7 separate regions of the Homo sapiens genome follow, and regions 1, 3, 4, 5, 6 and 7 are each linked to region 2. The links are chromatin loops, found by intact Hi-C in ENCODE. Cell type or tissue: MCF 10A. All regions are shown on one strand.

Evidence for each region. Hi-C counts contacts between places; a loop is a spot of excess contacts. Peaks named below come from ENCODE experiments on the same cell type or tissue, not always from the same donor. Only the 100,000 strongest peaks of a DNase experiment are listed, where the experiment ranks them.
Region 1: it touches region 2 in a loop (19-fold over the local background); 3 of 110 quality-filtered maps call a loop at or near these places.
Region 3: a loop joins it to region 2, with 22 times the contacts of the local background. A loop is called at or near these places in 70 of 110 quality-filtered maps.
Region 4: a loop joins it to region 2, with 17 times the contacts of the local background. A loop is called at or near these places in 6 of 110 quality-filtered maps.
Region 5: it touches region 2 in a loop (10-fold over the local background); 5 of 110 quality-filtered maps call a loop at or near these places.
Region 6: it touches region 2 in a loop (20-fold over the local background); 42 of 110 quality-filtered maps call a loop at or near these places.
Region 7: it touches region 2 in a loop (11-fold over the local background); 2 of 110 quality-filtered maps call a loop at or near these places.

What each region holds. Positions count from the first base shown.
Region 1 is chr1:21,962,096-21,966,095 of GRCh38, reverse strand. No RefSeq gene overlaps it. Among named protein-coding and RNA genes, the nearest start is that of CELA3B, 13 kb to the left of the region's middle. RefSeq lists a silencer at 1,785-2,052 and an enhancer at 3,537-4,000. In MCF 10A, a CTCF peak has its summit at 1,936 (motif pointing right); a DNase peak (open chromatin) is centred at 1,945.
Region 2 is chr1:22,415,270-22,419,269 of GRCh38, reverse strand. LOC105376856 (a long non-coding RNA gene) reads left to right here and starts at 306. Exons shown (of 3, transcript XR_947058.2): 1 at 306-429; 2 at 819-1,052; 3 at 2,300-2,939. RefSeq lists an enhancer at 1,125-2,040. In MCF 10A, a CTCF peak has its summit at 2,495 (motif pointing right); a DNase peak (open chromatin) is centred at 2,529.
Region 3 is chr1:22,103,891-22,107,890 of GRCh38, reverse strand. No RefSeq gene overlaps it. Among named protein-coding and RNA genes, the nearest start is that of WNT4, 37 kb to the left of the region's middle. In MCF 10A, a CTCF peak has its summit at 2,076 (motif pointing left); no DNase peak of the experiment used is centred here.
Region 4 is chr1:21,368,745-21,372,744 of GRCh38, reverse strand. No RefSeq gene overlaps it. Among named protein-coding and RNA genes, the nearest start is that of NBPF3, 69 kb to the left of the region's middle. In MCF 10A, a CTCF peak has its summit at 2,020 (motif pointing left); a DNase peak (open chromatin) is centred at 2,004.
Region 5 is chr1:21,656,796-21,660,795 of GRCh38, reverse strand. The region is part of intron 1 of RAP1GAP (RAP1 GTPase activating protein); the gene reads left to right. Among named protein-coding and RNA genes, the nearest start is that of RAP1GAP, 11 kb to the left of the region's middle. RefSeq lists silencers at 1,161-1,210, 1,281-1,440. In MCF 10A, a CTCF peak has its summit at 1,531 (motif pointing right); a DNase peak (open chromatin) is centred at 1,495.
Region 6 is chr1:22,129,610-22,133,609 of GRCh38, reverse strand. WNT4 (Wnt family member 4) reads left to right here. Exons shown (of 5, transcript NM_030761.5): 2 at 3,759-3,994. Among named protein-coding and RNA genes, the nearest start is that of WNT4, 11 kb to the left of the region's middle. RefSeq lists enhancers at 1-420, 760-1,518, 1,519-2,279. In MCF 10A, a CTCF peak has its summit at 1,533 (motif pointing left); DNase peaks (open chromatin) are centred at 879 and 1,509.
Region 7 is chr1:21,230,375-21,234,374 of GRCh38, reverse strand. It overlaps ECE1 (endothelin converting enzyme 1), which reads left to right. Exons shown (of 19, transcript NM_001397.3): 14 at 714-817. Among named protein-coding and RNA genes, the nearest start is that of EIF4G3, 55 kb to the right of the region's middle. In MCF 10A, a CTCF peak has its summit at 2,215 (motif pointing left); a DNase peak (open chromatin) is centred at 2,194.

The DNA.
Region 1 (4,000 bases), 450 kb after region 2:
CCGTCTCTACTAAAAATACAAAATTAGCTGGGCATGGTGGCATATGCCTGCAATCCCAGCTACTTGGGAGGCTGAAGCGGGAGAATCACTTGAACCCTGGAGGCAGAGGTTGCAGTGAGCTGAGATCGCGCCATTGCACTCCAGTCTGGGCAACAAGAGCAAAACTCTGTCTCAAAAAAAAAAAAAAATTTGTACATACAGGGTGTTACTGTCACATAGTGCTGGGATTTAGGCATGAGTCACCTGCCTGACCAGCAAGTTCTTAAATTCTGCAGCAAGTTCTTAAGACAATGGCTGTAGCATAGATAACCCTTCATAAAAACGCTAATCACGATGCTGGGACGGTGGCTCACGCCTGTAATCCCAGCACTTTGGGAGGCCGAGGTGGGCAGATCATGAGATCAGGAGATCGAGACCATCCTGGCTAACACGGTGAAACCCCGACTCTACTAAAAATACAAAAAAATTAGCCGGGCATGGTGGTGGGCGCCTGTAGTCCCAGCTACTCGGGAGGCTGAGGCAGGAGAATGGCGTGAATCTGGGAGGCAGAGCTTGTAGTGAGCTAAGATCACGCCACTGCACTCTAGCCTGAGCAACAGAGCGAGACTCTGTCTCAAAAAAAAAAAAACGCTAATCACGGCCGGGGCGTTGTCTCTCACACCTGTAATCCCAGCACTTTGGTAGGCTGAGGCAGGTGGATCCTGAGGTCAAGAGATCGAGACCATCCTGGCCAACATGATGAAACCCCGTCTCCACTAAAAATACAAAATTAGCCAGGCATGGTTGTGGGCACCTGTAATCCCAGCTACTCGGGAGGCTGAGGCAGGAGAATCGCTTGAACCCGGGAGGCAGAGGTTGCAGTGAGCCGAGATTGTGTCACTGCACTCCAGCCTGGTGACAGAGTGAGATTCCATCTCAAAAAAAAAAAAAAAATGCTAATCTGGACTCCCCAGTGGTCAAGAGCTTCAGAATATCTGAGGCATGACCAGCTGCACATGTCTTTACCCTAAAAGCTTGCTATAAAAATAATGTTTTCTGGAAGGTAGGTGCAGGGGTGCACCATCTTGCAATTGCTTGACGGTGTCGCTATGGATAGATCTCAAAAGCACTTTATTGAGTAAATGAATTTGCAACTTCTGTTTGCAAGTCCCTATTTTCTTTCTGATAAACTGCACTTGTCAGCCTCTTTCTTTGGCCTCTCAGCTCCCTCGGTCTTTGGTGGTGGTTTGCATAGGCCTGCTCACCGCAGGACAATGATACACAAGCACAAACTCAGAATGTGCACCCAGGCACCCCCGTGTACAGACCCCTCCCGTGTACAGCACTGGTGCACACACATCCATGATGCACACACACATTCCAGAGCACCCATCCCGTCCCCCCTTCCCAGTACAACAAACATACATCTGTCACTGCTTCTTACTCTGGCCTTTGGCTTGGGCCTGACAAAGCCTAGGGCATTAGGCCGGGCACAGTGGCTCACACCTGTCATCCCAGCACTTTGGGAGGCTGAGATGGGTGGATCACTTTTGAGACCTGCCTAGCCAATATGGTGAAACCCCATCTCTGCTAAAAAATACAAAAATTAGCCAGGCATGGTGGCACACACCTGTAGTCCCAGCTACTGGGGAGGCTGAAGCAGGAGAATCACTTGAACCCGGGAGGCGGAGGTTGCAGTGAGCCAAGATGGAGCCACTGCACTCCAGCCTGAGCAACAGAGTGAGATTGGTCTCAAAAAAAAAACCAAACAACAACAAACAAAAGGGTAGGGCACTAAACATTTATGACAAGGACTGCACTCTTAGAAACTCCTAGAATGGAACTGCTGGCAGAAGTTGCAGTGCACCAGGAGTTTGTGGGGAGCCAGGGCAGCACCTTCCTAGGGTCACACTTGGACTCTCCAGCCTAGGATGCAACATCCCAAGTTACCAGCAAGGGGCGCCCGAGAGCCATGATTGCCTCCAGGTGTTTTCTAGGAAGTTGCTAGGTGTGAGGGTGTGTTTGTCTCTGGGTGCGTCTGAGGGACAGGGCAGATCTCAGAGCCTCCTCTTAGGGGTTGAGTTGAGTGTGGTGGACGCACTCACCACCAATTCTGGGGACTGCCTCACTCAGGTTCCAATGCCCTGGCACAGAGCTGGTGCTCAGTTTGTGTTAGATGAGTGGATGAATTAACAAGTGAATGAATGGATGACTGGGGAATGAGGAGATAGGACAGAACTCAAGAGAAAGAAGGTAAAAAGAGAAGGATGGACCCCAGAGATCAGAGGGGAGCTGGAAGAAAGAGAAATGCAGGGAATGGCAGGGAGGAGTCAAGGGGTCGATGAGTGATTTGGGGGCAGGGGCTCAGTCGGCCAGCCTCCAAGCCTTGGCCCAAATGTCTCCCTCCCAGATGCCTCCCACTGCTGCCCTCTTCAATATTCATCTTTCTAGGCTGGTTGGGACTGTCACCTCCCCCAGGAAGCCCTCCCTGAGCACCTCTCCGTTGGGACCCGTCCTTCCTGCCTTTGTGCTTCCACAGCTCTGCGGCATCGTACCAGGGACCCTCTGCTCTGGTTGAAATGTGGGAAGTTGTATCAGACAGACGTAGATTTGGTTTGAATTCCTGTTCAACCATAATTGTGTGATCTTTTTCAAGACACCTAACCTCTCTCTGTGTTTTTTTTTTTTTTTTTTTTTTTTGAGACGGAGTCTCGCTCTGTCACCCAGGCTGTAGTGCAGTGGCACAATCTCAGTTCACTGCAACCTCTGCCTCCCAGGTTCAAGCGATTCTCCTGCCTCAGCCTCCCAAGTAGCTGAGATTACAGATATGCACCACCATGCCCAGCTAATTTTTGTATTTTTATTAGAGATGGGGGTGTCACCATGTTGGCCAGGCTGGTCTCGAACTCCTGGCCTCAAGTGATCCACCTACCTCAGTCTCCCAAAGTGCTGGGATTACACGTGTGAGCCACTGCACCCAGACTGAGACGCTTAACCTCTCTGTGCCTCAGTTTCTTCACCTAGGGTAACACCAATAGCTCCCTCACAAGGTTTCTGTGAGAATTCAAGGAGATAAAGCACTGAACACTGGGCTTGGCCCATAGGAAACACTGAACACAGGGCAGCAATGATTGCTTTCCTGTCCCAGAGAGTCCCAATCTTAAGTGCTCCGTCCCATTGTCAAGTCGTTTGCTGTAGTTTGGGCTCATAACATATTGTCATCAGAGCCTGTAGTGAATACCCCGGCTCAATGAATATGTGCTCCCTGATAACACTCATCTGTAATTCATTTTTTTTTGACATGTATGAGAATATTCATTTCAGTGTTGCTTGAAATAATGAAACATAATTGGAAACAACTTAAAAGTATGCATATTGACAGGAGAATGGATGAATTGGGTATATATAGAATGCAATGTTAAGCAGTGAAAATGATTAAATTAGAGTCATATGTGTCGCTATGGATAGATCTCAGAAGCATTTTATTGAGTAAAAAAGCAAATTACAGAATAATGCATTCAGTATAATGTCATAGTATGTAAAACATTTGAATCCATGCAGACCAATGCTATGCCATATACAGCAATGTGTAGGAATAGAATAAATACACGTAGCAAAGATAATCAGAGATTAGATGGTGCCACCCTCCAAGAAGAAGGGGTGTGAAGTTGGCCAGGGCTTCAGCTGTATCTGGAAGCTTAACTTGTTTTGAGTTCCTTGAATATGGTAAAGGAAGAGAATTCATGTGAGACCTTCTCTATTTTAATCCCTAAGCGTGAAATAGGATGAAGCAACTGAGGCTCAGGGAGGCGTGGCAAAGTGCCCATGCTTTCCCAGACACTGAGAAGTAGAGGTGGGAACTGAACCCAGAGCTCCTGACCCCAGCACCTTCCCTGCCAGGGCAGGCTGCTTGGAACTGCTGGTGGTGGTTTCAGAGGCAAAGACTGTCCCCAAGTTGCTACAGCAGAGCAGCTCTGCCAGGCTGAGCAAGAAGGGTGGGCTTTTTGGTCCACTGGGTCCA
Region 2 (4,000 bases):
GCTGACATTGCTTTGTAAAGTGCTATGCACGTTTCTGTCACTGCCTAGTTACCAGCTAAATGGCAGCTCTTATGTATTTCTTCCTCCTCTTTCAGCCACACCATCCATCTATTTATCCATCCATACATCCATGTATCCATCCATCCATTCATCCATGTGAAAACATCTGTTAAACTTCTACTGTGGGCCAGATCACAGGGCTAGTTGCTGGGGATGCAAAGATAATTAAGACATGAGTCTTGCTCTAGGAATTTGCAGCCTCATGGGGAGATAGCCATAAAAAGAATCACTTTCATTTGCTGAGCATCTATATGCAGCAGACATGGTGCTAGGACTCCACACGTCCTCTCAGTAAATCCCAGGAGACAGGACCCCAGAGGCATTGCTCTCATTCAGTGCTCTCGCCTCCCTCCTGGATTGCCTAGTCAGGTAAACCTGCCGCATACAGGTGGGAAGGGCCGTCATGGGGGTCTGAGAGAGGCCGGTGGGGCCTGAAGGAGAGAGTGCTTGGCTCCACGTGGGAAGAATTGGGCAGGTGGGAGCAGTTGCAGAGGGCTTGCAGAGGAGGTTGTCAGAGAGGGCGTTCTGGGTGGTTGGGGCAGGGGGCAGGGGGCAGAGGCTTAGAGGCACAGAGCAGCAGGGAGCCTCATCCTCAGGGAACACTGAGAGTTTGGGGAGGGAGAGTTGTTTTGTGTGGGAGGCAGGGTGGGAGTAGATGATGCTGGGGAGGTGGGAGTGAGGGGCCCAGATCATGAGGGACCTCGGCGTCCTGGCTCGGTTGAGCAGTTTGGACTTTGTGCTCTGAACATGTGTTTCAGAGTGAGACATGGAGAGGGGCTGATGTAACCACCCCAGCAGGAGTAAGGAGGCTGGAAGGAGGAAACCAGTGATGAAGGATTTGCCATAACCTTGTCCTGGATGGAGAGCCATGGCCAAAGTGGGTGGAGAGGAATGGCCATGCAAGGCAGCTGTGATGGATTCACCTCTGTGCAAGACAGCTATGACGGAGTTGATAGAAAGTGTGAGAACATGGGCCACCCCTCCTTGGATGTGTAAGTATTATAGACATCCTAGATATAAGTATTACAGACCCCTACCAGGACAGGGAATTCCAGAGGAAGAACAGGATTTGAGGGAAAAAGGCGGTAAATTAATTTTGATGTTCAATAAGCAAGTCAAAGTGCTGCATTCCAGGCAGTGGGCTGGACACCTTAATCCAAACCCAACAGTTCCGTACACTCCTATAACCACTCCCACTTTACAGATGAGGAAACTGAGGTCCGGAGACATTCAGTCTCTTCCCAAGATCACATAACTCATGAGTGGCAGAGCAAGGATTTGAACCCATGTCTGCCTGGCCCCAAGCCTGATGTGAAAAGGAAAATCACAGAGGGCTTTTCAAGGTTCCCATCCTGAAACTCGAGCCTGGTGATGTTCAGCTGTTAGAGCTGGGCGCTTAGAATCATCCCAGGAAGGTACTGACCGCGCCCTTCAACCCGGTCTGCTCTTGGCACCAGAAAAACCCTTTGGGGTTTCAGCCCTTCTCTGAGACTCAGCCTTAGCTAAGCTTACCCTGGGCCAGAGTGGCAGGCTGACCCACAGAGGGGCTGTGTGCGTGGCACCGACTCCCCAGTCCCTGGCCAGGCCACACCGTCTTGCAGAGCCTCGAATGTGACAGACAAGAGATACAGGTACTGGGGATTAATTTGTCGCTTTGGGGTTTGGTGAGAAGAAATGACGTGAGAGAAGGGGAGGAGAGAAAGGTGCGTGGGAGAGCTTGTGGCCCCTCAGAAGTGAACCAATGGATTAGAGGCACCAAACGAATAGTAATAAAAGCAGAAGCAGGGGCTGCCATGTTTGGGGGCTGCTTACCACCTACCAGGCCTTTTTTACTTTATGCATTATTTAGTCCTTACAGTAATCCTATGGCATTGAGGATTCAATTTCATTTCACAGAGGGGGAAACTGGGGCACAGAGAGGTTAAGTAACCTGCACCAGGTCACACAGCCATCAAGAGTTGGAGAGCCCATCACCATCATTCTTCTGCCTCAGCCCCTCCCACTCTACCTGGTGTGCCTGGCAGCCCTGAAGGCAGAGGAGAAAAATGGGGAGCGGGGAGGTGCAGGGCTGGTGAATCCAACCTCCATGAACTTCCTGCTGGGGCTGAAGGGGCAGGTAGGGGACCTGAGCTCTGAATCCATTCCACCCTGACTCCTCACATGACCTTGGATGATCTGTCTCCACCCTGGATTCAATCATCTTTGTGCAAAGAGAATATTCATTTAGGTGGCGTTTCAGTTTCTTTCCAGATTGGAATGGTGTGATTCTAAGAGTCCTGGGACAGAAGGAGTATTGGAGGTGTCAAGGGGCTGGACCGGTGAGGACAGGAGTCGAATGTGCCCCTGATCTCTGTCCCTCTCCTCGGGGCTGCAGCCCTTGTGACATCGAAGTGCCCCACCCCCTCCTTCGGCTTCCCTCGCTGCTGCGCAGAGGCCACTGGAGGGCGCTGTCTCCTCACACTTCTGGCTGAGCTCACCTCCGCTGTCTGAACCTCCTTTTGAGGCTGGAGAGAAATTGAGAGGCCTGGAGCCAGTGTCTGGGAGGCCTCTGGACACAGCTGGACCCACCGAGGCCACATGGGGTCAGTAGGATCTGAGCCTGTGGAAGGAGGTGCCAGAGCAATGACTAGGAGTCAAAGTCCTGGGCTTCAGGGCGAGGGCTTGTGGTGAGCTCTGGACAAATGGCTTTGTCTGTTCGATCCTCAGTTTTTGTATCTGCAGACTGTGGAGAGTGACCCACCTTATGGCACTGTTGTGAGAAGTGCTACAAATGAGAATGTACATGTGAGTGCTTCAAAGAACTCAGATGTTCTCCATGCCAGAGTGGGTTTTATTTATTTATTTATTTTTTGATGGAGTCTTGCTCTGTTGCCCAGGCTGGAGTGTGCAATGGTGCAATCTTAGCTCACTGCAACCTCTGCCTCCTGGGTTCAAGGAATTCTCCTGCCTCAGCCTTGCCGAGTAGCTGGGATTACAGGTGCACACCACCACACCCAGCTAATTTTTGTATTTTTAGTAGAGATGGGGTTTCACCATGTTGGCCAGGCTGGTCTCAAACTCCTAAACTCAAATGATCCACCTGCCTAGGCCTCAAAAAGTGCTGGAATTACAGGCATGAGCCATCTCACCTGGCTAATTTTTATATTGTTAGTAGAGAGAGGGTTTCACCATGTTGACCAGGCTGGTCTCAAACTCCTGACCCCAGATGATCTGCCCGCCTCTGCTTCCCAAAGTGCTGGGATTACAGGCATGAGCCACCGTGCCTGATCCGCCAGAGTAGGTCTTGATGGTTATCACCCTTGAAGAATCATCCAGTAACCCAAGGAGAAGATCATTTGGCTAGGGCCCCGTATGACCTTCAAACTGGCATAGGCACTGAACTGTTCCTTACGTTCTCACAACAGCCCCAAGAGGTATGAATTATTATCATCTCCATTTCATAGCTGGGAAAACCCAGGCTCAGAGAGGCGCCATAGCTCCCCCTGGGTCACCCAGCCACTGGGTGGCCTTACCGGAATTCAGACCCAGGTCTGTTTGGCTCCATAGACTTGCTTAAACTACTGGACTGTCCCGCACTGGCCCATGCCAAGTCAGGAAAGGGTTTGATGTGACCTACTAAAGTCCCTCGGGCTGAGGTTTCAGCTGAGTGTCCTTTATTTAGTCCTTTGGAGGTGTGGACCCGTATGTCTTTGGTATGGATCCACATTTCAGTGGGGTCAGTAACTCCCTGGATTGGTTTTGCCATTTTTTTTTCTCCCCTTGGACTTATACGCATGATTCTTCCCCCTCCCTGGGAAGCAGAGCTGGCCCTGTGACATAGGTGGCTTTACCTGCAGCTTGACCTCTTTACCTCTTTTTTTTTTTTTTTTTTTTTTGAGATGGAGTCTCACTCTGTTGCCCAGGCTGGAGTGCAGTGGTGCAATCTCGGCTCACTGCAACC
Region 3 (4,000 bases), 310 kb after region 2:
CATGGTGGCTCACGCCTGTAATCCCAGCACTTTGGGAGGCCAACGTGGGCGGATCACAAGGTCAGGAGTTCGAGACCAGTCTGGCCAACATAGTCAAACCCCGTCTCTACTAAAAATACAAAAATCACCCGGATGTGGTGGTATGCACCTGTAATCCCAGCTACTCAGGAGGCTGAGGCAGGAGAATCGCGTGAACCCGGGAGGCAGAGGCTGCAGTGAGCTGAGATCGTGCCACTGCACTCCAGCCCAGGCGACAGTGCAAGACTCCGTCTCAAAAAAAAAAAAAAAAAAGAAAAAGAAAGTTCCTTCTTCCTTAACTTCTAGTTTCTCAACCCCAAAAAGGGTAGGAGGACTCCCTTTAACACATGAAGGGAAAAATTCGTATGATGGAGGCAAAACCCAGATTCCTTAATCTGGAACCCAAAGCAGCCACTGCCAGGCCAGTTTCCGTAAATCACTTCTACCTCAATCTGAGCAACAGCCTGTCTCAACGGTACGTGGCTTCATGGAAGGAAAACAGGGACCTGAGAGGTGCTAAGGATGAAATCCCTACATACTCCAAGGATGACTCTTACCCACTTTATGAATGAGTAGAAGGCCAGTTCTAGCTTTCCTAACCACAGAAAAGGGAGAAGAGGCACCACCCACAAAAGTAAGGTGTTTGAGTAGCGGGAACACTGGATTCAGAACCAAAAGACTCCAGTTCAATCTGTAAAATCTTGTAGAAGCTCAACTCTAAGCCAGTTTTCTCATTTGTAAAATAAACACCTGTTCTATTTGCCTCACAGGCTTTTATGAAGATGAACATGAAAGCATTTTCTCAGCAGCTTTATAAATACAATGTATTACGACCCATGCAAGCTTTTTCCCTGTTGCCTTCTTTTGCATTCCTGACTCCTCTTCTCCCTTCCTTCTGTTCATAGAACTGAACTATGTGCTCAACACCATGCTAGATAGGAGAGGCTCAAACACAAGTTAAGACAGCAGAGACATTAAGAAAATCAGGCAGTGTGAGACCAGAGCCATTTGGTTCCCAATGAACAAGAACCAGACCTGCTGAGGCCCAGGAACCGACCTCAGCCATATATTTCTGTCTAAGTTTCAGGCCTGCCCAAGACCCTCTCAGTTTAGCTGCAGGGTCTCAGGACTAGAGGTTTAGTGTCTTCCTAAGTCAGACATTCATTGCTGAACCAAGTGATCTTTTTCAAGGCTACTTCCAGCCCCAAGATCCTACCAATTTGCCCCTAACTCATCTGCTTTTTTTATCCTCAATTCACTGGCCTCTACAAACCAGGCAGCCTCAACTCAATTAGAAACACAACTGCCCTCCCTGGCAGCAAAAGGGGGCTGAGAGAAACCAAGAGCCGGAAGTCCTCCTAAATGGCCCAGGGAAAAGGTGAACCTTCCACTGACTTACCCATTCTGGGCACCTAGACTCAGAACTCTGGAAGAAGGGGGAGGTCATCTGGTATAACAGTCCCAATGGCTGCCCTCAAAAGTTCTCTGCTTGTACCTATTTCAAACAACCTAAACAGCCCTGAAATCGACCAATTTTCTCCAAGCATCATCCCACACACAGACATTTCACTATTCCCTGACAGTCTAACTTTAATTCTGCTTGTAGGGATGGAATATATCTGTCTAAAACAGAGGATGTCTTGGTCTGCAAGTTCCCCAACAACAGAATCTACAAGGCTTGACTCATGACCCAATTTAAGTAAAAAATAAAAATAAATAAAACAGACAAGGAGAACGAAGACTGATACTTGGCTGAAGGTTAACTGAAAGGCAATTTCATGACAGTCAAGCAGACTGGGGTCTAGGGAATTGGCAGCAATTATTTTAAGAAATGAGAAGCAAGATTATCGAATTTGGCGCACAGTAGTGTTTCTATATCTGCACAGGCTGCAGGTATGGGGTGATGACATTCTGTGGGCGGTGGGCTCTTTTCCCAGCAATGTGGGAGCCTGTACTCTCCTCTTAAGGACAATTAGAAAGAAGCTTAACAAACCTTACTAAGTTCCAGGTGCACAACCAGCCAGTCTTTTCTTGCTATTTCTCTGCCATCTAGTGGCTGCTCTGGATCATTACAGGCCCACCTCATCGTCATTTTCCTTGGTCCTTCCAGTAACTTCCTAAATGATGATACCACTTACACAGCTAGATCTGGTGGGTGCTTTACCTATGTTATTGCTAGTCTTCACAACACTGCAAGGTACATTATTAATTCCATTTTTCAAATGAGAAAACCAAGGCTTATAGAAGTCACCTGTCCAGGGTTACAGAGGCTCAGTAGAAAATGTGATACCAAAGTCCATCCTCATGCCATTGTATCACTCCTCCTGAAGGAACAGAAGGCCCTGAAACTAAACATAATTTCAATTCTTCCAGAAATGCCTACATGCTCCAAGCTCCTCACAGCTAGCTACGATCTTGGTCAAGCAGGTGGCACCACTGCCTCCTCCGGAGCCCCACAATGCATTGGAACCACACTGGGAACTGGGCAAATCACCCCACTACATTTACTTCATTTGAAAACTGAGAGATCATGTAAAAATGTGTACACAATGTTCATTGTAACCAAAAGGTAGAAATAACTCACGTGTCCATCATTTGATGGAATGAATAAGCAAAATGTGGTATCTCCATACAATGGAATACTATTTAGCCATAAAAAGGAATGAAGTAATGACACATGCTACCATACGGATGAACCTTGAAAACACGTTAAGTGAAACAAGTTGGTTAAAAAAGACTACATATTATAATTATACGAAGTATTCACAATGGGCAAATCTACAGTGACAGGAAGTGGTTCAGCGGTTGTTTAGGGCTGGGCAGATGGGGCAGAAAGTTTCAGGGTATGACAGCTAAAGGGTGTTTTTGAAGAAAAGAGTTTTTGAAGGAAAGAGAAAGTTCTAAAATTTATCAGGTGATAGTTGCACAATTTTGTGAATAAACTAAAAACCACTGACTTGTACACTTTAAGTGAATTGTATGGTACAGGAATTATATCTCAATAAAGCTGTTACACTCACCCCACCCCGCCAAAATTGAGAGGGCTAGTCTAAATAACCTCTAAAAGTCCTTCCCATTGTCTTTTTAAAGAGAGACTCACCTATCATTATCATTCCCATTACTGATAACTTGGCCTGAACCAAGTTCAACTAACTTGAACCAAGTAAGACTATAATATCCTCAAAGCAATTAAAATCAGAGAGGAAATAAACATAATCTGAATCTTCTAGCTCTTTAAAATACTTACAGTTCTACGATATATACAAAACCTAGATTTTGAGAAGCAGTTTTTCTTCCTTATAGCCTTTTAAGACTTTCAAGGATCTCCTTTTTTAAATCCGAGAAGTGTAAGTAATCAGACCTGATGGGACTGTGGAGTCCCGTACTTTCTCTCTACAGCACTTAACACCATCTCTGACATACACATTTTAATCATGTCTGCCTCCCCCTACTAGAATGTAAGTCCCGCCAGTTTAAGAATTTTGTCTTGGTCATCCTACTGCATCATGAGAGGTACTGATATGGTTTGGCTGTGTCCCCACCCAAATCTCATCTTGAATTATAGTTCCCATAATCCCCATGTCCCCACATGTCATGGGAGGGACTTGGAGGGAAGTAACTGAATCATGAGGGCGGTTACCTCCATGCTGTTCTCGTGATAATGAGTTCTCACAAGATCTGATGGTTTTATAAGGGGCTTCCCCCTACCCCCCACCACTTTGCTCTGCAATTCTCTCCTGCCGCCATGTGAAGGACGTGTTTGCTTCCCCTTCCACCATGACTGTAAGTTTCCTGAGGCCTCCCCAGCCATGCTGAACTGTGAGTCAATTAAACCTCTTTTCCTTTATAAATTACCCAGTCTTGGGTATGTCTTTATCAGCAGCATTGAGAACAGACGAATACAGGTACTAAGCAGACGTTTGTTAAATAAATGAATTTATGAACAAAGGAATGAACTGCATTGTTAGTGTTATGTAGGCAA
Region 4 (4,000 bases), 1.0 Mb after region 2:
CATTTTAGAACCCTCTTGGGGATGTCACTCCCCTGGGCCTTTGTCAGGCAGGATTGGCGCAGCCACTGCGTGGTTATCTGCTTAATGCTGCAGATCAGAAAAAAGAACCCTGGACTGGGAGCTCCAGTCCTGTTTTTCCATACAACTCGGCCTCCATGGCCTTGTGCGTTGATTTCCTCCTCCATAAAATGGGAGCATGGGCTCAGGCAACCCTGAGCTAGAACCCTGTTCTAGCCCTGACAGTGGAGGCCTTTGTGATTCCCAGACACTCTCCAGGGGGTTCAGGGCAAGCTTCAGAGACACAGACAGAAGCTGGATCAGCCTGGGCGACATGGCGGGACCCCATCCCTACAAAACATTGAAAAATTAGCCGGGCATGGTGGTGTGTCTGTGGTCCCAGCTACTGGGAAGGCTGAGGCAGGAGGATTGCTCAAGCCTGGGAGGTCGAGGCTGTAGTGAGCTGTGATCACACCACTGCACTCCAGCTTGAACGACAGAGTAAGACCCTGTCTCAAAAAAAAAAAAAAAAAAAAAGCTGGTGAAGAAGGGAAACACCACTTGGTGTGAGCGCCATCTACTCAGACAGCCAGGGCCGTGAGTCTGCAGCTCCAGACCCGGCTATGCCTGTAACCTTGTGTGGATCTCCATGTCTAACAATGGGCTCTGGGTTTTGAGCTCCAGGCAGGGGCCTGGGAGAAGGAAGAAGAAGAGGCTTCCTTACTCCCCACTGGCAGGGGAGTCAAGCCTGGTGTGTCACGGGCTCACCCCACGTCCTCCCTGGCCCTTCAGAGGCCTGGTACTGGGCACTGGAAGCTCGAGGCCTGGTGAGGTCCGGCGAGGCTAAGCCTGGCTCCGGGATTGTTTCTGGGGAGCTGCCTCTTCTAGAGGCCTGATTGGTCTTCCCCTCCCCTCCTCCCCTAGGCCCCCAGCCTGGTTCTCTGCCCCAGCTCCCTGCTGCCAACCCTGCTTTCCAAATCCCAGGCCACAAAGCCCTGCCCAACTCTTTCACTCCCCCACTCCCAATCCCAAATCCCAGCCTGGACTCTGCCCTTTCCTTCCCAGCACAAAGTCCCTTTCCTCCCCAGATCCCCTTACTCAAGCAAGGCTCATTCTTACATTGGACTTCTTTGTCTTCTTTTTTTTTTTTTTTAATTTAAGTTCTAGGGTGTATGTGTGCACAGCGTGCAGGTTTGTTACATAAGTGTACATGCGCCATGTTGGTTTGCTGCACCCATTAACTCGTCATTTATATATTTATATTAGGTATATCTCCTAATGCTATTCCACTCCACTGCCCCAACTCCTTCTTTTTTTTTTTTTTAATTATACTTTAAGTTCTAGGGTGTATGTGTGCACAACGTGCAGGTTTGTTACATATGTGTACATGCGCCATGTTGGTGTGCTGCACCCATTAACTCGTCATTTCTATAAGGTATATCTCCCAATGCTATTCCTCCCCACTGCCCCAACTCCTTCTTCTTCTTCTTTTTTTTTTTTTTTTAAAGAGACAGGGTCTCACTCTGTCATTCAGGCTGGAGTGCAGTGGTACAATCATAGCTCACTATAGCCTAGACCTCCTGGGCTCTAGCGATCCTCCTGCCCCCAACCCCCAAGGTGCTGGGATTACAGGTGTGAGCCATCGCGCTCGTCTTGGACCTGGTCCCTCATCCTCTTCTACCCAGAATGTCCCTGTTCACCCCACGTGGGTCTGCTCTGAGCCTGGGGAAATAGCCAGTATCCTTCTGTCTGTTCATTTCCTTCTTGGTTCGTCTGAGGCTGCTGCTACTCTCTGCCCCTAAAGCTGTTCCCACCTATTCCCAGAGGCTCCCTGAGCTTGACCTGGTTGCTCCTCACCCACCTGAGCTTGGGGCACCCCAATCCACTCCTAGCCCCATTCCCCACCCCACAGGGCTTCCATGGTGCTCTGGGCTCCCCTCCAGCCCCCATCACTTCTTGGGTATCACAGCCTGAAGGCTTGCATCGAGTCCTTCCCTGGATGGACACCTGCTGTCCCCTGCTGGTCAGTTTCTTAGAAGACCTCGACAGTTGTCCAGGCGCAGGGATGGAGCCTGAGCTACCCTTTTTACCACAAGCTGTCACTTCACTGTTGTCACCCAAGCTGCAGTGCAGTGGCAATCTCTGCTGACTGCAACCTCGGCCTCCCGGGTTCAAGCGATTCTCCTGCCTCAGCCTCCCAAGTAGCTGGGACTACAGGCACCCACTAAGAAGACCAGCTAATTTTTGTATTTTGGGTAGAGACGGGGGTTTCACCATGTTGGCCAGGCTGGTCTCAAACTCCTGACCTCAAGTGATCTGCCTGCCTCGGACTCCCAAAGTGCTGGGATTATAGGCGTGAGCCACCGCGCCCAGCCATAACAGTACCGGCCATTAACATGCTTTTTCTAAGGGAATCTTCACAGCAACTTTCTGAGGTAGGTTCTGTTATTGTCCCTGTTTTACAGATTGGAAACTAAAACACTGAGATAAGTCACTTAACTAAGGGATAGTGCTGGGTTTGAACCCAATACTTTCCCCTCCCCCCCTTAAGGACAGGGTCTTGCTCTCTTGCCCAGGCTAGAGTACAGTGGTGCAATCATAGCTCACTGCAGCCTTGACCTCCTGGGCTCAAGTGACCCTCCCGCCTCAGCATCAGGCATACACTACCATGCCTGGCTAATTGTTTTATTTTTTGTAGAGATGGGGTCTCACTATGTTGCCCAGGCTGGTCTTGAACTCCTAGGTTCAAGCGATCCTCCCGCCTTGGCCTCCAAAAGTGCCCCAATATAATTAATAAGGAGAACGAGAACAGCCAACATTAGCCCAGCTCTCCCTCAGGAGTCAGAGCTGCACCGGGCTCTTTAAATTCATCACCTCCTTAAACCTTCTCTCCCACTTTCCACAACGTGGGATGAAACCTTTGCCATTCACTCCACACCCTCAATGCTCCTCCCACAAATACAGCCTGTATGGCCTCCCCAACTCTCAGAGGAGACCTCACAGTGCCAACAAAGTATGCAAAACTCTTACGCATATTTCTTTTTTACTTTGTGTTTTTTTGGAGATGGAGTCTTGTTCTATCGCCCAGGCTGGAGTGCAGTGGCGTGATCTCTGCTCACTGCAACCTCTGCCTCCCGGGTTCAAGTGATTCTCCTGCCTCAGGCTCCCAAATAGCTGGGACTACAGGTACGTGCCACCACACCCGGCTAATTTTTGTATTTTTAGTAGAGACAGAGTTTCACCATGTTGGCCAGGCTGGATTCGAACTCCTGACCTCAAGTGATCTGCCTGCCTTGGCCTCCCAAAGTGCTGGGATTACAGGCATGAGCCACCATGCCTGGCCTTATTCTCCTTATTTTAAAAGGGAGCTAACAGAGTCCTAGAATGTAAAGGGACTTGGCTGACATCCCCCAGCAAGTCAGTGAAGTTGCTGGGTCCCCTCTATGGGCCTGCAGACCCAGGTGTAGGATGTGGTGCCTCTTTACCATTCCTGGCTGCCAGGAGCTCCTAGGATGAGCCTGAAGCTATATGCAAATGTGATCATTTAAATTCACTATGACTCTGAGAGAGAAGGGTTATTCTCCCCACAACACAGGTAAGTGAGCCAATTCAGGCTCACCAGGGTCACAGGACTTATCCAAGTCACTGGATTGACAGGATGAACACTGGCTTCAAGCCCAGGCTTCTCTCTCTGTTCCTCCTACTATAACCAACTGCAGTCCACATATTTTTAGTGAGCACCTACTCAGTGCCAAGCACTGTGCTAGGTGCTGGGGAGGCAGCATGCATCAGCAGACACACCCCTTCCCTCCTGGTGCCCACATCACTGCCGGAGGAGACAGGAAACAGACGTGGAGACCGGCACAGTAATAATCAGAATCCCAGTATCAACCTCAGAAGCTTAGCAAAGTGTCACAGGGCTCCATCCCTGGCGTTCCCCTGTCTCCAGGCTTCTGGAAGTTTCTTCTGCTCCTTCACCCTTCATTCACCAGGGTTTCCCTAG
Region 5 (4,000 bases), 760 kb after region 2:
CACCACCGTGCAAGCCGTTCGTGAGCACAAGGCACCATGCTAAGGTGTCTGTGTGCATCACCTTGTTTAACACGCCATCACTCTGTGAGCTAAGAGCTAGTATCATCTCCATTTTCCAGATTGGAAACTAAGGCTGACGGTCACAGCTCAAGACTGAGTCGGGGCTGGGTGCAGTGGCTCTTGCCTGTAATCCTGGCACTTTGGGAGGCTGAGGCGGGAGGACCACTTGAGGTTGGGAGTTGAAGACCAGCCTGGCCAAAATGGTGAAACCCCATCTCTACTAAAAATACAAAAATCAGCCGGGCATGGTGGCGGGTGCCTGTAGTCCCGGCTACTCAGGAGGCTGAAGCGAGAGAATCGCTTGAACCCTGGAGGCAGAGGTTGCAGTGAGCCAAGATCGTGCCATTGCACTCCAGCCTGGGTGACAGAGCGAGACTGTCTCAATAAATATATATAGCTGAGTTGGAACCCACTCTGTCCAGCCCTCTTGAGCCTGTGCCCTTCCTCACTGGCTCACACTGCCCTGCTCTGTATCCAGGCTGTGTAGTTATGCATTTAGAGCCCTGGTTCCTGGAAGGCAGGGCTTCAGCCAAGCAACGGGTTATTAAGCACCTACTGTGTGTCTTGGGGAGGTGCTTTGTGAGGCTAAAGCTTGTGAGGATGGGGAGATTGGGTTCCTCTGTGAGAGATCTTGAGGCTCCATGCCCGCATCCTATCCCAGAAGGCATTCAAGCCCGAGGATACCAGGACAGAGCAGCCAGGGCAGGGCAGTGTGTACTGTTGGAAGGACTTTTTCCCTGGCAGGAGCGTCCCTCACAGTGACTCAGAGCAGTGTGAAGACCTCAGAGAGGTTTTGTAGCCATATCTGCATCCACTGATCCTTAGGCAAGCCACTCAGCCTCTGGGACCTTGGCTTCCTGATCTGTGAAATGGGGAAGATGATTGTACCTAATTTACAGGGTGGGTTTAAGGACTGGATGAAAGCACTTGGCACAGGGCCTCGGGAACTAGAAGGGGCTGTGCCACTGAGCTGCAGCGCACGGGTGATAGGGACTGAGGTCCCGAAGAGCTCGGAAGAGCTGGATCTGCTCTGTTTGCACACCTCAATTTCCCCCGTCAGCCATGGCAGACATGTAACTCTTGCAGGATCAGCCTCACGGGGCTGTTGTCAGGATCACAGAGATCCCGGAACGCGTAGGTGCGGCCCCGTGATCTGCGCACCGAGAGAACGGGTCCCGCGGGAGGGGGCGGCGAGAGCACAGTGGGCGGGCGCAGGTGCGCCCTTGTGAGCTGGGAGACGTGCGGCGGCGCCTGGCGCCGGGGAGAGGGCGAGGACGGGCGCTGGGGCCGCCTCCATGTAAGGGAGGGGTGAGGAAGTGCGGGGGGTGGCGAGCGCGCGGCCGGTGACTGGGGGCGCTGTCCCGGCGGCTCCGGGTCCCCACCCTTCTCTGAGATGCTCCCGGGGCGCTGTCCCTGGTCCTGGAGCCCGGGCGGCCGTCGCCTGCAGTTCTTATGACGGCCAATTGGTGGCGCCCGAGACCGCGGCGGACTCCCGGACCCATTAGAGAACACGTTTTAAAAAGCGTTCTTCGGCCGGGCACTGTGGTTCACGCCTGTTATCCCAACACTTTGGGAGGCTAAGGCGGGCGCATCACCTGAGGTCGGGAGTTCGAGGCCAGCCTGACCAACATGGAAAAACCCCGACTCTACTAAAAATACAAAAATTAGCTGGGCCTGATGGTGCATGCCTGTAATCCCAGCTACTGAGGTGGAGGTTGCGGTGAGCCGAGATCGCGCCATTGCACTCCAGCCTGGGCGACAAGGGCAAAACTCCGTCTCAAAAAAAAAAAAAAAGCGTTCTTCATTTTCCTGTCATGATATTCCTAGGAAATAAGCCTGCCTACACACCTGACTTCAAAAACCAACTATATACTGGCATAAGAGATGAAAAAGGCCCTCCACCTCCCTACATGAATGCTGTGGCATGACCACACCACAAGAGCCAAAGAAGTAACCAGCCTTGGGCACCTATTTATTAAAAATATACCCTTAGATTTAAAAAAATTAAAATTATCGTAATAGAGATGGAGTCTTGCTTTGTTACCAGGCCGGTCTCGAACTTCTGGGCTTAAGCAGTCCTCTCACCTCAGCCTCTCAAGGTGCTGGGATTACAGGTGTGAACCACCTTGCCCAGCCTACCCTTAGATTTTTTGTTTTTGTTTTTGTTTTTTGAGACAGAGTCTCAAAAACTCCAGGCTAGAGTGTAGTGCTGTGATCTTAGCTCACTGCAACCTCCGCCTCCTGGGTTCATGCAATTCTCCTGTCTCAGCCTCCTGAGTAGCTGAGACTACAGGCGCATGCCACCACACCTGGCTAATTTTTGTATTTTTAGTAGAGACAAGGTTTCACCATATTGGTCAGGCTGGTCTCGAACTCCTGGCCTCAGGTGATCTACCCGCCTCAGCCTCCCAAAGTGCTGGGATTACAGATGTGAGCCACTGAGCCCGGCCTACCCTTAGATTTAAGAGCAGAAAGTCATGTCGCTGTACCTGACCTCTAGTTCAGAATGACTTCAGTAGCTGCACCTTTGAAAAATGTATTATGGATTAAAGCCACACCAAAAAATATTCATTTGTAAACCAGAGTTAGGTTCTAGGATGGGTTACCCGGGCTTTTTACCCACTTGAATATCTAGGAGGATATCTGATGAACAACAAATCTCCTGAAGTGGGACTCTCACCAGCGTAGCTTTCCTGTCCCCCACCCACTGAATGACAGTGGCGACCCCGTCATTTCTGAGGACTGAAACCACCCTGGCGCCCTCTGGGGGGCAGAGCCACCCTTGTTGAGAGCCACTGCCTCAATGAGGGCCTTGTCGGGGTGGAGAGGGGCTCTCAGAGTCCCAGACTGGTTGGCCTCCTGGGAGGGTGGTATCATAAGGAACTGTTGGGAAACTCTCTCCCCCCATTATAGATGAACCAGCAGAGGCCAGAAGTGGGAAGGCACTTGTGATGAGAAATGGTGGGTTGCCAGCAGAGCTGGGGCCACAGGCAGGTCTCCCCAGGTCAGGACTCCGCCAGCCCAGCTTCCTGAGGGGAGCTCTGGGCCTCAAGCAGTCTCCCAGCTTTGTCCAACTGCCCCGAAAATGGGCTGGGAGGGCCACGCCCATAGCAGTGGAGGTAGGAGATGGGGGCTGGCCGGCTAGACACCAGCCTGTAATACATGAGAGGTGTCTTGGCCTCCACTCTGCAATCCTGGAGATGCAGCAATTGCACTCTTCTCTGACCCCCAAAGAGCCATTCTGTCTCCTACCTTTATTTCTTCCCAGTAGTTAGCTGGATGCTCCATGCGTGTTTGTGAGGTGTGTACACATCTGTCTGTGTATATTGTATGAACATAAATAATGTGATTTGAGTAAGGATGTGTGGGCCTGAGATTCCTGTGCCTGTATGTGCTGTCATCAGTGTGTATTTACATGCATGTACTAACGCAGCCGGAGTCAGTAGGTGCATGTGCACTGATGGGGGACCTAAGGGTGGGAGCTGGAGTTGACCTTTGCATGTGCACGTACTTGTGGGTTTGCAGCATGGGGGCTGATGTTCATGTGAGCCTGTCTGCATGCATTTGATCTTGATGTGATCTCTACAGGCATGAGTTAGATGACTCTTTGCATGTGCGTGGCACGGTACTAGGCCAAGTGCATGTGTGACCTGGGAAAGTTTGTGTGCAGTTGTGCACACAGGTCTACCAGAGACCTTGTCTGTCTTGTTCAGACTCTATCGCCAGTGTCTGAATAGTGTCAGCCACACAGTGGGTGCTCAATACAGTGTCAGCCACACAGTGGGTGCTCAATACTGAATGAATGGGGGAAGGAATGAAAGACCGTACACCTGGGTGCTGCCTCCAGAAGGGCTTTGCTTCCAGGGCCTTTCAAGCCACATGATCTGCATGGAGATGAGAAACACATCCTCAGGGGTAGGGCCTGAGTGGGGGCAGGTAT
Region 6 (4,000 bases), 290 kb after region 2:
GGCAATGCAGCCACGACAGGAGAAGCCTCAGGGATGGCCAAGGCCCTGCACAGCCTGGCCCGGCCCACCCATCACGCCCTGGCTCTCTGTCACCCCTAGAAAGGGCTGGTGCACTCCATTTTTGAGCCTGGTCCAGCTCCAGGGTCAGCGGATGGCACACGTGTCTCTGGGGTTGAGCCACCCTAGGGCACTGGGAATCCTGAGGTGTCCAGTACTAATCAGGCCTCGCCCTGATGGGTCTCCAGGCTCTCAGCAGATCAAAAGACCACAGCAGCCCCCACATTCCTCCCTCATCCTTATCTTCCCCATCCTGAGCACTCTGCCAGGAGGGAAGCAGAGGGAACCCCGTCAGGACAGAGCCCTCCATCCTGCTGCAGGCATTTATTAAACACCTTCTATGCACTGTGCCCTGTGTGAGGCACCAAGGGCAGTGTTAGCCCCCCTCAGCAGGTAAATGGGGCATATCCACAGCCAGGTACAGAGGAAAGAGAGTTGAGAGTTAGGGCTGGGTTTGCACTGCAGCTCGCCGCTCTAGCTGTGGGACTTTAAGCAAGTTGCTTTATCTCCGTAGCCTCAGTTTGTTCATCTGTGAAATGGAGCCAAATGCTAGTTGGATACTGAAACGGGCAAGCAGAAACATTGTGGATGAGGGCCTGTAATGCCTGGGGTTCTCACTCTCTAGAGCCGGTGCCCGGTTCCATTTCCAGCCCTGGCACCCAGCCCTGCCCGGGCGAGACCCTGGGGTCTGGGGGAACAGGGGTGGGGATGGGGCTGGGCCTCGTGTGTACGGAAGGGGACAGCTGCTGTGCCAGATGAAGGCAGGGGCTGGGGGTGGGCACTGGTGCCAACGGAAGAGGTTGCTCAGCTCCTTCCTGGAAGCTGGCCCAGTGACTCACGGCCACGGCAGCCCAGCAGCTCACCCTAAGCCCCTGCGACTGTCATTCAGCCAGTCTCCCCTTGCTGAGTTCTGAGCCTGGGTGGGGGGATGCAGGTGGCTCCCCTGGTCCATCTTACTACTTATTCAATGGCAGAGACACATCTATCAGCCTGGCATGGGGCCAGCAGGCCCCTGAGGCCCGGCCACTCCCCACCCTGCCAGTAGAAGGAGGCCCACCAACTCCGACAGTGGGAAAGGCCATATGGACCCACCGGTTTACTGTACCCATAAGGAGACAGGCTCCAAGTATGGCAGGGACTTGCCCAAGGTCATGGTGGGTCAGAGGCTGCCCCCCCTGCCCAGAGAACCCCTGCCCTTGGGTGCCTCCCTTGACCAGAGCCCAGGGCCCAGCACAGCCAGATGCAGCCTTCTTGGCTGCATGCTGTGGGAGCAGAGACTGAGTTGGGGATGGGCCAGCTCTGTGCCCCCACATCATAGAGCAAACAGGGCCCCCACCCTTCTCCAAGAGGCCAAGCCTCGGTCTGAGCAGGAAAGGATCCAACGTCAGGCTCAATTCCTTGTCCCCCCACCGAGGGACACCTGTGGCCTGAACGTGGACCTGGCCCACAGCCAGTAGCCGGGCTCTTGGCGCCCCCTGCAGGCCAAGAGCAACAGGTGGGACTGGCTCCACAGGCGACCCCTTGGCTGGGCACAGGCAGGAGAGCACCCAGGCAGGGCTGAGAAGCCGGGTGGGCCCCTCCCCTTCCAAATGCAGCCTCTGCTGCTTCTCAGCCCCCTTCCTGCCCTTGTCTTCCCTCCAAGGGGCTCCGAGCTCCTGCCTGGGCCTTGTCAGGACACCACCAGTCTGTGCATCCCCTGGGAACCACCTGGTAGATAGGAAGGAGGGGCGGGGAGGCCCCTGGGAGACCAGGAATGCAGGGGGTGGGGAGGGGAGGTTGGCCTTCTTCGGCCTGAGACCGCCTACTTTGCACTTGCCCCATGCTGTACACTTGCCCCCACAATTACCTGGCACCTAGAATGTGCCCAGCTGACAGCCAGGTGCATCACACAGCAAATCACGGGCATTCCTCTTGGCAGCCCTCTGGGTGAGAACCGTTATCTCCATTTACAGATAAGGAAAGCCAGGCTCAGGCTCCACAGCCACGGGGAAAAGGAAACATCCTGGGGATCAATGCCACAGTGAGGAGGACAGTGGCATCCCTGAGTCAGAGCTCCCTATGGCTGAGAAGGAAACATTACCCATACTTATGCAGACTGTTCTCCAGGCCAGTGCCCACCTAGCCTCCCAGGTGCACCTAAGGCACATTCAATTAACCTCAGAGGCCCACCAACCCCCACTGGGACTGGGGCCCAGGCACCTCCACCTTCAACAAACCCTGCACACGTTTCGATGCACAGCCAGATTCAAGAACCGTCACTTGGTCCAACCCACATACCTGACAAATAAAATTTAGCTGCCGCCTGCAAACCTCCAGGGATGGGGAGACAGCTCCCCAGCTGCACCCTGGCTAGCATCTTTGGGTTGAACAAACCCAGCTCCCAGCAGCTTCTGGCCACAGTGTCAATTCTAGTCTTTGAGCCACACAGAGAATACTGTCTCTGCCCAAGGCTGTGAAGCCAGGCAAATGCCAGGTTCAAGTCCTGCTCAACCTCACTGGCTGTGTAGCCCTGCACATGAGGTAAATTACTTAAAATGTCTGTGCCTCAGTTTCCTCCTCTTTTAAATGGCAGCTGGTTGGCTTTCTGAGAGGATTAAACGCAATAATGTAAAGTACTTAGCCCAGTCCCAAGTTCCATAGAAGTTTGATGGAACTTCCATAAGTTTCTTCTTATCATCAGAAAGAATTCCCATAAGTAGGACTTTCTGTGTGCTTTTCTATTTGGTCACCATTCATTCATTCCCTCATTCAGCAAACAAATGGCGACTTCCTGCCTCATTGCCTCGGGCCAGTGTCAGGCCATCTCTCACACAGATCCCTCTTGCTCCAGGTAGCAGTTCCTCCACTCAGACAGAACCGGTGTTCCCTTCTCTTACTACAGATGAGGAAACTGAGGCCCAAAGAGCAGTTACCTTCCCTTTATCCTTCTTCAACAAGAAATTTGTGCAGCTTCCTTTATAAGATGCAACAGCTTCTTCACAGCCAACCCCTAGAAAATCCCCAACCCTTGGGAGACTCAGTGTGCTGGGCAAGCCCCTGGGGGAGGGAGAGCATGCTGCACTTGGCTTTTGAAGCGTCCACACAGCCCACTCTCGCCACCACCACCCATAACCTGACCATCCCTAGACCTCTAGCCCATCACTGCCCTCATTGTCCCACCTCCAAAGGGTGGCAGCAATGACACTGGTCTCCATCTGGTGGTCCTAGGATGTGGCTGGCAGTGAGGATCTTGGTCTTGTGGCCAGAAGATCAGCCAAGGATCACTGGGGTTCCTGCCTAGGACAGGGAAGAGAGACCCTGGGCAGACAGCGGCTCCAGCCTCCTAGCTAGAAGGCATCTCGGCAGGGAACAGTGGGATCCCATAGCCAGGTCTGGGGTGACGTCCTGGCACAGACAGTGGCACGGGGGCTGCCAGGGCAGGGAGGGATCCCGTAGGGGCTCGATGAGCTTCCCTCCCACTGCTGCCACCTGCTTTGCTGAACTTGAGATAGAGGCTTTTTGCAGAAGACAGCATTTCCACTCCCTTGGTGCCCCTAGAGCCGGGCAAGAGGGCCTGTAACTGGATCCAGAGAGAAGTCGGCAGCCAGGCCCAGTCACTGGGACGAGTCAGTTCCCAGAGACCCGGGCTGGAGCTCAGGCCTGGTCCGGGGCCAGGAAAGATGAGGAGGTGGGCTCTGCATCACGTGTCACCCTCTCCCCAGGTACCTGGCCAAGCTGTCGTCGGTGGGGAGCATCTCAGAGGAGGAGACGTGCGAGAAACTCAAGGGCCTGATCCAGAGGCAGGTGCAGATGTGCAAGCGGAACCTGGAAGTCATGGACTCGGTGCGCCGCGGTGCCCAGCTGGCCATTGAGGAGTGCCAGTACCAGTTCCGGAACCGGCGCTGGAACTGCTCCACACTCGACTCCTTGCCCGTCTTCGGCAAGGTGGTGACGCAAGGTGAGG
Region 7 (4,000 bases), 1.2 Mb after region 2:
ACAGGTGGCTATTTAAATAATTAAAACTTAAATTAGTTTAAATTAAATTTAAAAGCCACACTTGCCACATTTGAAATGCTTATTAGTGGCCGGGCGTGGTGGCTCACGCCTGTAATCCCAGCACTTTGGGATGCCAAGGTGGGCTGATCACCTGAGGTCAGGAGTTTGAAACCAGCCTGGCCAATGTGGTGAAACCCCGTCTTTACTAAAAATACAAAAATTAGCTGGGCTTGGTGGCATGCGCCTGTAATCCCAGCTACTCTGGGAGGCTGAGGCACGAGAATCACTTAAACCAGGAGGTGGAGGTTGCAGTGAGCCAAGATCGTGCCATTGCACTCCAGCCTGGATGATAGATCAAGATTCCCGTCTCAAAAAAAAAAGAAAGAAAGAAATGCTTAGTAGTCTGCCATACTGGACAGCGCAGGCATAGAGCACAGAACATCCATCATCGCAGGAGGTTCTATTGGACAACATGGGAGATATTTCTTGCCTGGGCCCAGGCACTGCTGTAGGCACATCCTGCAACGGTGTCATTCCATCTCGTGCCCCAGGGTGAAGGCCAAGAGAAGAGCTGACCCTGCAGCCCCAAGCCCTGCATTCCGGTCTCCAGCCTGCAGATTAATCTCTTAACCATGACAGCCCTTGGCTTCCTGTCTTGGAAGATGCACACCACCGAGGGCACACTGTGATTGACTCCACTTCTTCTTTTCTAGTACACTGCAGTTCCAGACCTCTACTTTGAAAATGCCATGCGGTTTTTCAACTTCTCATGGAGGGTCACTGCCGATCAGCTCAGGAAAGCCCCCAACAGAGATCAGTGAGTTCCCCCAGGCCCTGCCGGCAAGGTGCCAGCTCCCCACCTGTGGGCAAGCCTTGGGACGAACTGGCCTTCATTGCACCCTCACTGTGCACCCGATCAGCTATCACGAGAGCCGTCTGAAGAGTGGATGCCCTTGTTATCCCACTTTTCAGATGAAGAAACCAAGGGCAAAAGAAGTATGGCCCAGCTAGGAGCTGGGATGGGCTTGAGCCTGCCCAGCCTGTTGGCAGGGTGAGCCTGGCCTCTGGAGCGGAGCCGATCTGGCACCTTGTCTCCGCTCCACTGCTTTGGGATTTGGAGCCTTCATTTCATTTTCCGCAGAATAGGATGGGAGGAGCTGGTTCTGGGGTCCTCATGGCAGTCAAATGTGAGGACCTCTGGGGAGCGCCAGACCCCAAGGAGGCCCCAGCAAGAGCAGCTTTCCCATTGTTCCTCACTACCACGAATGGTGGGATCTCAGGACAGGGAGCCCACAGAGGCCTGGGGAAGGTTCTGGATGGGCTTGACAGCTGTGCTTCCCAAAGCTCACTGCACATCAGAGTCCTCTGGGGAACTTTTTCAAAGATACAGCTTCCTGGCCGGGCGTGGTGGCTCACGCCTGTAATCCCAGCACTTTGGGAGGGCAAGACAGGTGGATCACCTGAACCCAGGAGTTTGAGACCAGCCATGGTCAACATGGCAAAACCCTGTCTCTACTAAAAATACAAAAATTAACCGGGTGTGGTGGCGCACACCTGTAGTCCCAGCTACTCAGGAGTGAGTAGCTGAGGCACGAGAATTGCTTGAACCCGGGAGGCGGAGGTTGCAGTGAGCCGAGATCGTGCCACTGCACTCCAGTCTGGGTGACAGAGCAAGACTCCATCTCAAAAAAAAAAAAAAAATACAGCTTCCTGACCTTAAATCAGGATAACCTAGAATGAGACCTGGTCTTTGTCCTTTTTATTACTGTCTCCTCAGGTCAATCACAGTAGCTCAGGCCTGCAATCCCAGCACTTTGCAGGCTGAGGTGGGCAGATCGCTTGAGCCTAAGACTTCAAGACCAGGTTGGGCGACATAGGGAGATGTGGTCTCTACAAAAAATTTTTAAAATTAGCTGGACGTGGTGGCACGAACCTGTAGTCCCAGCTACTGGGGAGGCAGAGGTGGGAGGATCACTAGAGCCCAGGAGGTCGAAGCTGCAGTGAGTCAAGATCATGCCACTGTACTCCAGCCTGGGCAACAGAGCGAGACCCTGCCTGAAAAAAAAGAAAGAAAGAAAAAAAAAAACTGTCTCCTCAAAAAAATTAGATGTAGTCAGCCCAGTTCCAGTCTTCAGTCCAAGGTCCTTCCATTCCTCAGTGCAAACATTTGGGATAAATCTTAGGGAAGGGTGCAATCAACTTCTCTTTGCCTCTGGTGCCCCCTGGTGGACTATAGGGGTTCAAACATCTCTATTTCCTTCATTTCCAGCCTCCAACCAGGACACCCCGCTATGTACAAGAAGGTGGGCTTTTACCTTCAGAACATGGCATAGGCTCTGTTGCCAGTTTATCTGAAGTATTTTAACTTAGCTTGAATGTTTTTATTTAAATTTCCTTGCCTACCCATTGAAGTATTTGTGATTATTTGAATATAAATATGATGTTTTAAATTCCTCCATATGGCCAGGTACAGCGGCCCACGCCTGTAATTCGAACGCTTTGAGAGGCCAAGGTGGGAGGATCTCTTGAGCTCAGAAGTTTGAGACCAGCCTGGGCAACATGGTGAAACCCCATCTCTACAAAAAATTTAAAAAATTAGCTGGACGTGGTAGCATGCGCTTGAGCCCAGGAGGTTGAGGTTGCGGTGAGCTACAGTTGTACCACTGCACTCCAGCCTGGGCTACAGAGCAAGACCCTGTCTCTAAAATAAATAAATACATAAATAGAGTTCTTGGCCAGGTACGGGGGCTCACACCGGTAATCCCAGTACTTTGGGAGGCCAAGGCGGGTAGATCACTTGAGGTCAGGAGTTCAAGACCAATCTGGCCAACATGGTGAAATCCCGTCTCTACTAAATATACAAAAATTAGCCACGCATGGTGGTAGACACCTGTAATCCCAGCTACTTGGGAGCCTGAGGCAGGAGAATCGCTTGAACCCGGGAGGCAGAGGTTGCAGTGAACAGAGATTGCACCACTGCACTCCAGCCTAGGCAACAGAGTGAGACTCCATCTCAAAATAAATAAAGTTCTCAGTATGTTCCCATGGCTGTGGGGCTCACCTGGAGGAGGCAGAGTGACTGTCTAGGCTCTTAGAGGAAATGTGGTACCCATCTCACTGCACTCCTCACTCACCCTTCCCCTCTGTACCAGAGAAGTCATTGAAATGCCAAATACCTCATGACTATATACCATTACTTTCAAAACCTTTTTTGGTCTTGGGATCCTTCTACACTCAAAAAAATTATTGCTGGGCGCGGTGGCTCACGTCTGTAATCCCAGCACTTTGGGAGGCCAAGGCGGGTGGATCACCTGAGGTCGGGAGTTCAAGACCAGCCTGACCAACATGGAGAAACCCCATCTCTACTAAACATACAAAATTAGCCAGGCATGGTGGCACATGCCTGTAATCCCAGTTACTCAGGAGGCTGAGGCAGGAGAATCGCTTGAACCCGGGAAGCAGACGTTGCGGGTGATCCAAGATGGTGCCATTGCCACTGCACTGGCCCTGATTTTTTTTAAATTTTATGGAAAATAACTATTTTCAAAAAATTAATGAGAAGAGAGGTATCGTTTTACTTTTTGCAAATTTCTTTATGTCTGGCTTAATCAAAGACAACTGGATTCTCATATCTGATTCTGCAGTCAATCTGTTACCATATGTTGTTTTTATATATAGAAAGAATTCTTGGCCAGGCGTGGTGGCTCACGCCTGTAATCCCAGCACTTTGGGAGGCTGAGGCGGGTGGATCACGAGGTCAGGAGTTCAAGACAAGCATTGCCAAGATGGTGAAACCCCATCTCTACTAAAAATACAAAAAATTAGCCAGACGTGGTGGCGGGTGCTTGTAATCCCAGCTACTCAGGTGGCTGAGGCAGAGAATTGCTTGAACCCTGGAGGCAGAGGTTGCAGTGAGCCAAGATCACGCCACTGCACCCCAATTGCCCTCCAGCCTGGGTGACAGAACAAGACTTTGTTTCAAAAAAAAGAGAATTCTTGC